3 separate regions of the Homo sapiens genome follow, and all the other regions are linked to region 1. Evidence: chromatin contacts called from ENCODE Hi-C or POLR2A ChIA-PET data. All regions are on one chromosome and are shown on one strand. Each heading gives the region's core, a stretch centred on a gene start or an enhancer-like site at or near the end of the contact. The rest is flanking DNA. Distances are from core to core; before and after follow the strand shown.

The links. A loop is a pair of places that touch in the nucleus more often than their neighbours do. ChIA-PET counts read pairs that join two places held with the same protein, here RNA polymerase II (POLR2A). Pooled maps may share reads with other maps.
Region 2: a map of endothelial cell of umbilical vein shows a loop between it and region 1 (5-fold over the local background). The contact joins the enhancer-like site here to the promoter of MSANTD4 in region 1. A Hi-C loop is called at or near these places in 3 of 168 maps with a recorded cell type or tissue (PC-3, dorsolateral prefrontal cortex and endothelial cell of umbilical vein) and 6 of 50 pooled maps. POLR2A ChIA-PET finds 5 or more read pairs at or near these places in 1 of 52 experiments (activated T-cell).
Region 3: a loop to region 1 is called in a pooled map, with 2.2 times the contacts of the local background. The contact joins the promoter of LINC02719 here to the promoter of MSANTD4 in region 1. A Hi-C loop is called at or near these places in 2 of 50 pooled maps.

Annotation. Positions count from the first base shown.
Region 1 is chr11:106,020,958-106,023,657 of GRCh38, forward strand. MSANTD4 (Myb/SANT DNA binding domain containing 4 with coiled-coils) reads right to left here and starts at 1,283. Exons shown (of 3, transcript NM_032424.3): 1 at 5-1,283. RefSeq lists enhancers at 805-924, 1,755-1,824 and a silencer at 1,255-1,364.
Region 2 is chr11:105,936,492-105,939,191 of GRCh38, forward strand. The region is part of intron 14 of GRIA4 (glutamate ionotropic receptor AMPA type subunit 4); the gene reads left to right. Among named protein-coding and RNA genes, the nearest start is that of MSANTD4, 84 kb to the right of the region's middle. Within about 2 kb of position 1,405, at least 5 of the 41 ENCODE cell types and tissues checked have a DNase peak (open chromatin) inside an H3K27ac peak, as active enhancers do; they include dorsolateral prefrontal cortex and endothelial cell of umbilical vein, where a contact is called at or near this core.
Region 3 is chr11:106,130,864-106,133,563 of GRCh38, forward strand. LINC02719 (long intergenic non-protein coding RNA 2719) reads right to left here and starts at 1,253. Exons shown (of 3, transcript NR_135099.1): 1 at 1,203-1,253.

The DNA.
Region 1 (2,700 bases), core at 33-2,532:
TTACCTGGATAAAAGCCATTTCCAGAAATGTTTGTCTTCCTGTCCTCTCCTTTATATGCCGGTATCCAAGTAACAGAAGCTTGGGTTTTCTACCATCCATTCATTCCCCAATAATTTCCTCAAAAAATACTTACTGAGCTCCTACTGTGTGAAAGGCACTATTTTTGGTGCTGGGGATATAACACCTCATAAAATGTGAAAATATGTCATTTTAGATGTCAAACACTATCCCTTTTCTATTGCCTGTCATCGCTCTCTTAGCAGAAAGGATTCAACAGCTGCAGTCTCTAAAACTTACAAACCTTCTATGCCCAATCACAGAGAACAGCCATTTTCTAAAATCCCATTTCACAATCGTTCTTCACTAGTTGGAAACAGGAATGAGATGTAGTTCACTTACGTAATCCTTGTGAAGATGATGTACTGCCAATGGCATAATATAACCAGGCAACTTTTTACAAGCACTAAAACTTGAGAATGAAGTTCCTAGATACTTCATGATAAGTCAGAATTAAGAAGTCTGAGAAAAACCAGACGGCAAGTTCCGGATCAAAAAAATTTGAGGGTAAATTAGTTAAGCAGTTCAAGAAGAAAAGCATCACAAATCTACAATATCAAACCCTACCCAAATTCTCTTTAAAGTGTGGCTTTCCCCTCCCCTATATTCTTATAGGGGATTCACTTCCCTGCCAAAAAGTATGTTCTTCTCTAAAACTCGTGGTAGGTGCATAACAAGTATACTTATGGGTCGACGGTTATCAAAGTATCTTTCACCTCCCTCCCGCTGCCTCCTTTGGGACCGTCCAAAAAGAGCCCCTGGGAAGAATCGAGTTAGACTGGGCTCCCGGAAGGCCACCCAGGGGAGCAGGGGCGCGCACCTGCCTCGGCCACAATGATGAGGTTGCTGCTGGTAGGAGTCCCGGTGGGAGTCGGGGCAACCTGGAAGATCTCCTCTCTCTGGGTATTAAATGAGAGTCCCGACTGAGTGCCCAGAAACTTCTGCAGTCTTGTTTCCGTGGCCTGGGCCCTCCCCAGCCTCCCCGGTCAGGCGACAGACGCGCGTGGCACTTCTCCCGAGCGTGCAGTCCCGCTACGTCGCAGCCCTTGGACCAAACCCGGCAGCAAGCGTTGCGCCAATTGCCGCTGACCCCTCCGGGACCCTACCCACTGCGAGGGCACCCACTGGTCACGGAGCCGCCGCTTCCCTGGCCGCCTCCTCCAGCATAGAACCGCTCACCTGCGACCCCGGCGGCACCTCCCCACGGTCGCCCCAAGGGGGGTAGGAAAAAAGATGCTTCATTGATCCCCCGCCCACTAACTGGGCCCGCCCATCTCCCGCCACCCCAATGGCTCATATGGCTGCCGCTCATTTGATGAGTCTCATCCATTGGTTAGAATGGTGTAGCCATTCTGGCTGAGAGCCCGCCCTAGGCCTGGCCTCACAATGGGAATCAAGTCCCAAACCGGTTCCGGGTTAGTGCCCTGGAATTCCGCCCCCTCGTGATTCACCTCCCTGTCTGTGCCCCGTCTGTGGCGCGCAGCTCTGTCAGTCAAGTGGACTCTAGGAAGGGATTGGCCCCTAGAGATCCGCTTGCTGCGCTGTTCCAACTGATTGGGGCACTGGCCGCTGCATCTCCAAACTCGTCTCTTGTCCTTGACCCTCACCTGTTAAAAGGGCAAAGAAGAAGTAGGAAACTTGTGCTGCTCCAGTCGGGTTCTTAGGCCAGCATCACCTTCTCCTCGACCAGCTGCGACCTAATTGGCCTCAGCCATTCCTCTAAGGCTGCCCGTGCCAAAGGTCGCTGGTGACTTCCTTATGGCTAAATCTAGGAGTCACTTCTTAGTCCTTATCATACTATATACTTCCCAGAAGACATTTGAATTTTTTTTTTTTTTTTTTTTTTTTTTTACCATTCTTCACTGTTTCCCCAAATATGTGCTTCTGCTTTCTTCTCTCCCAGTCCTCCTCTATATTCAAGTTTGCAGTTGCTTATTTTCTGCCGTCTCACGTTCAGGTGTTTGTGATTAGTGCACCTTTCTTCCCGCTGCCTCTGTCCAGGCCTCTGTGGACTCACCTGAATTCCATCAGTAGCCTCCTAGCTGGTCTCCCAACATCCTGTCTGCCGGACTGTAGTTCATTCTTCACGTTGTAGCCAAAATGAGCTGCTTAAAGTTTTTTAGTGGAATCTCACCACTGGTGATACAGTACAAACTCCTTATCGAACCTGAAAAATAAGGCACCTACTTTTCCCTCAACCTTCATCTCTCGACATTATACCCACATTTCTTCTTCCTTACCCCATTCCCTTTGCTTCTTTCAGTTCCTGAACTCTACAGTGGCTACTGGGAAGTCAGTTTGCATTGCTGTGTTTCCTCCCTGCTTCTCCGCTATGCCTAGCATTCATTTTTAGAAATTCCTTTCTAAAGGAAGGCTTCCAAAATTATCTCCATTCACCCTCCCTCCACTTCCAAGTATTCCCTTCCCTGTAGGTTTGCCAGATAAAAACAGGACGCTCAGTTAAATTTGAAGTTCAGATAAAAAGCAAATAATTTTTAATCTGTCCAATGGAATATTTGGTATCCATATGTTTATTTGCTAAATTTAAAAAAATAAAAATTTTTGTTTACTAAATCTGCAAGCCTACTTCAGCGAGCTCTCATCACGGCCTTTCCTCTGACAGCACTTCCCACATATTTTAT
Region 2 (2,700 bases), core at 155-2,654, 84 kb before region 1:
CTGCTATTCAGATTCATTAGGCAATGTCAGACTTTAAGCAAAAGAAAACAGTAATCTGTCCTTCTATTTACACTTAAACAGAGAATGCAGACAAATGACTAGTTATGTTCCATTGGTCTAGGGAGTTTTAAATTTCCAGGTCTTGCTGTATGTTTAAAGTGCTTCAGAAAAATATGTCACAGAAAAGAGGAGAGAGTACGATATATAACCAGAATTGAAAATTAGGACTTGGGTATTTAATGCAGACTTTAAAACAAATGCAATAAGGATCATCTCAAACAGTAGATCTGTAACTGGACTGAAAAATATCACAGCAATGGTGACTAGCACCTGTCCTTACAGTAGAGAATGATTTACAGAGCTCTTTACCGTTCAGACTTTATTTCAGACTAGTGTTTGCTGGACATAACACAATTAAATTTAAAACCACTGATCTATCACTTACTAATAACAATGGCCAGAAATTGTTGGTTTATTGTATTTTGATATAGATTCTCCAGTTCTCAAGTGACAGAACAATTCCAGGTATATTGATCTGGAATCTTTTTTTCACATGCACAGTACAATTTATACTTCTATCAGTGCCATGGTTTTCTTTCTCCTCCCTTTCCCAGTCCCCTTGGCAATCCGAAACAATTGTGAAAACCTTTCTCTGGTTGAGAAATGTCCAAAGATTGTTTTAAAATATACAGTTTCGATGGCATTGCAATGGAATGTAAAGTTTAGAAGAAAGAGGAAGTATATTTATTTTGACTTTACTCTCAATACTATCAACACTATCAACTTTAATATACAAGTTGATTATAATATAGACATCTACTATACTATAGTATTTATGGTATAATAAAGTTGCATACATTACTGTCAAAATACTATCAACTTTGCTACAGTATCCATACTACACTGGTTACTAGACTATTGACTTTACTATGTAATAAATAAACCTGTTAAAGGTTCTTTGGAGCGAATCATCATTCGGTTGACATAGATTTACTATTAAGTAGCTGTTAGATGAGAATAACCCTTTTAAAGATATTCATAGTATCTAGTGTCTGTAAATACCTCCGGACAACAAAGCAGTGAGTCATATCTGAACACTTCCTCTGGCGCTTAGAATGATTTGTATACTTGACCCTAATGTTTGAAGCCAAGTTAAAAACTCTAGTCACCTATACTTTTATTATTCAACAGTGATAATTCTCATCCAAACTTTGCCTCCTCTAAAGAGGTTTGTGGAACTGTGTCTAAAGTAAAACAAATGTTCTGTCACTGAAAAAAAATAAAAATAAAAAGATGCTTTAAAAGAAAGCAGTTCCAATAGAACTTGCTTCAGGGGGTGAGACCTGGAAAAAATGAGGCCCAGTTGTACTTGGCAATGCCAAATTGCAGGAACCCATGGCAACAGGAACCGATCCATTGAAACCAAGCACATCATGTTTAGGTTACAACAGGCAACTCAGAGCCCCACAGCAATAGCACGGCAGGGGGAGGAAATACTCAGCATGGGAATTAGAATACCACATCTCTCATTGGACTTTTCCTTTCAGTATTGAACAAAACTACTGGCCTCATAAGACACTTGGCCTTAGCCTAGATCTACATTGGAGTGAGTAGAGTTCTATGTAGGTCAAATTATTTTTCTTCCACTTTAGAGAATTTGCTGGGGCAGGTGTATTAAACTTAGTATGCAAATTCATGTGTGAAAAATGTTATTATCCTAAGGAGCTACTTTCACATATAAAATTTGTGGGATATATACTTTAGTTCAGGAGTACTTAGAAGGTTTGTGAAGTACTTAGACGGTTTAGGAAAAAGCAGTTTGCTGGATATTTTGTGTGAGAATAATATTTTAGTCTTTTTTTGGTATTATAAACAAGTCAACTGATAGTATTTAAAGTAGATACTAGAAAAACGTAAACGTACAGAAATCTAAAGCTGAGTACTGAGTATACTTTGGCCTCAAATGAAGAAACTTTTAACATGCGTTGTGGAAATTAGTTGCAGTGGGTTGGTACACAAACACATTTATTTTAACTATTATGAAAAGAGATATATCTTTGCTTATGAATACCCTTCATTTTTAGTGCCATATTAAAAGATGCTATAGATAACTTATTTTTTGTAATCCCATTATATTTTGAGATACAGTCTGTTGGGCTAAGGATTAGACAAACACACACAACAAAAATCATTTGCATCTCTCAACATACACACACAAGCACACATAAATCTTTTCTGAGATATGCTTACAAGAGCTACCTAGTTTGCTATTAAGTATACTGGTGTTTATTGTGTGTACCAAGTATTTTGCATTTACAAACTAAGACATCGCATGGTAAAGGTATCAATGCCACTTGTGTCCCAGGGAAAAATAATTGCACAATAGAATCTATATACTGCATTCCTCTCTTTCCAGATGTTCACTACACTAGGAAGGATGAAACTTACCAGGGCCATTTTGAATTCTAAATTTTTCATTTAAATCCTTCCTATTTAATTAAAAGATAACTAAAATTACAACTCCTCATGAAGAAGGAAACAAACGTTGCTTTTTTTCTACATTTCTTTAAGACTCACAAGGCATTATACATGTTTGTGATTCTTCCCATTAGTTAAAAAAAATGCTAAAATGATTTGCCCTCAATCTTTTGACAGTTCATTCAACAAATGACTCCTGAGTGGGTTCCAACTGAGAATTTA
Region 3 (2,700 bases), core at 3-2,502, 110 kb after region 1:
CACACTTACAAGATTGGAAAAGCCCACATAACTCACACACAAAAATATTCTTCTAATTTCCTGGAACTGTTTTTTCCCCCATCACCTGCTAAACATTTATATAATGATAAAGACCTGTTTTCCATCTCCCCCCAACCAATCCTGCAATCCACAATAGTTGAAGTGGTCGGGGAGGCAGAGCAGCATTTCTTTTCTCTTTAGTTCTGGTGGAACCAATATTTTTTCTTTATACATAAAACAATTCATTGTTATACATGAGGACATTTTACTCAGTAGAATGTTGTTGAGGTTGTACATAATGTATATTCATTTTTGTAGCAATGCATTCATTTCTATGCATTGCAGTTCAATGGAGCAGCACCAGAAAGAAAGAAAAAAAAAACCCACCATCCTTAAAGCCATTTTAACAAAATGTTTTAAATTATGTTTCTTTGAGTTAATGGTTTGAAAAGAAAAATGGGGAAAGTACATACATTTTACTAGAATGAGCCATCAGAGATCTAAATAAATGAACCAAATGAGTTTGTTTGAATGCTCCCATTCACATAGGATTACACATTCAAATAAAACTGTACATTTATTTGAATATGTAATCAAGGAGTTAAACATAAGTGACACTTATTTCTAAGTGTAGCATTCCTGGTTTACACATGTGAGTACCTCAATGTGTTGTTAAAAAGCAGAAAATAGTTCTTTCTATATGCATTTTACGCAAATTTCAAAGCTATTGTTATTGTTTATCAGCTTCATTGCTCCTCAGGCACAAAGACACTTGCACATATTACCAGCAATGCTGCTGCCAAATGGAAGGCTATATTCAAGTTTCTCAAGTTGTCTGAGCCTTTGGGAAAGTCAGAGTTCATTCATTTCTTCATTTTTCATTTGACAAGTCACTATGCTAGGTGCTGAGTTACAAAGGTATTTGAATCATCTAGGCATTTTAAAGTGCTTATCTCTACTGGTTTCTGTACTATTAGTTAGGATAAATTGTCCTGGTTCATGACCCAAATGCTTTTAGGTTTCTGATCTTTTAGGCCACCCTTGGTTCTTAAGGAATAGTGAATGTACAGCATGATGCAGGCAAATGCTCATGTTAATATGATGTGGCACATGAGTACAAATGGGGACTTACAACGTAAATATTAAAAGAGTTATTAACTAAACTAACAGAGTGCTATGTAAATTACATTCTATCCTCCTACCTTGTTCCTAGCTTCACAATGGCTGAAAGACCAAGTTTGAATTTAGGAATCCTTAGTTCCTCTGGGTTCTATGCTGGAATGTGGCAGCACTGGATGTATGGCCCCTACCCTCTGGCTGAGGCCTGCGGCCTGCTCCATTCTTTGCATACCCTGGGCTCTGTCATGTATCACAAAGGGTTTTACATTCACATGGGTGGATGACATTGTCAGCACATCCAAGCTCTGTCCATCTTGTATAAATAGTTGCTCTGGACCTAGTGAAGACCAATGAAGTGAGCACACTCTGGAAGCAGTTCTGGGCTGGTTGGGAGGGAATTTTGCAGTCCCACATACCTGGAAGGTGGTCTACAACAGGGAACGTGTGAGATCTGTCCCCTTGGTCTTACCCATGGAGGAAGGCAAGAGCCTTCTTCCTATATTACTAAGTGATCTCTAGACTGCCGGCACTTGGCTGGACAACTTGTGGATGACTTAAGAAGGACTTCCCTCCTTCTTAATTATTAAAGATGTTAATACTTAAGGTGTGTTCACACCTTTCCTACAGGTGCCTTTCTGGTCCTGCTTGGCCTTTTTAGCACAACCATAACTTAACCTGGGAGCAAGAGAAAACAGAAAATAGTATAGAGGAAGAAGGCTCTAACCTTTCTTTCTTCTACCCAACTCTACCCCAATGGTGGTGACACAGATCTAGCATGAATGAATAATGTCTGGAGGAAGGCTTTGTGTTGGCTTGAGTCAGTCAGTGTGTTTGTGGTCCTCAGCAATTACCGTGCAGTAGGACACAGCTCTTTCAGGACCCAGGGGTCTTGATGACTGCTGCCTAATCTGTTCTGTTATTTCTGAACAAAATGTGGAAAAGGAAGGTGGAAGGGTGGAGGGGAAGCAACAGATGGAAACATGTTGCTAGAGAATTACAGCTACTGAGAGATTTTCAGGATTAAAAAAGAAGTAGTTTAATTTGAATATTGTTTAAAAATAATCTGAGTTGTCAAGAAAGAAAACACAGTTGACTAAACATTGATATTGAATATCTGAATGATAATAAGAAATGCATATACAGAGCTATGTAAAGCAATGCAAATATGTCAACATGACAAAAATTTGTGTGAGTAGGCGACATGAATCAGCAACATGATGATGATAATGATGATGATGATGATTATTGACATTTACTGGGTGGTTACTTTGTGCCAGACACTGTTGTAAGGGACTAGTATATAGTAACTCATTTAATCTTTATAAATCCCTTGAGGCAGACACAATTAGTGACCGAATTTTGTAGATGACAAACTGGGTGTAGAGCTGTCTAGTAATTTGGACAAGGAATACAGGTGGTAAGTGACAGAGCCAGGATCTGACTCTGGAGCCTGCACTTCTAACCTCTACACATAGAGACAGAACTATCATCATCACTGAATTAGGCTACAGTGTGCATTTTTGTTTTGTTTTGGTATGTTTTCATTTTTTCCTATTACATAAATAACAGAATGGTGACATA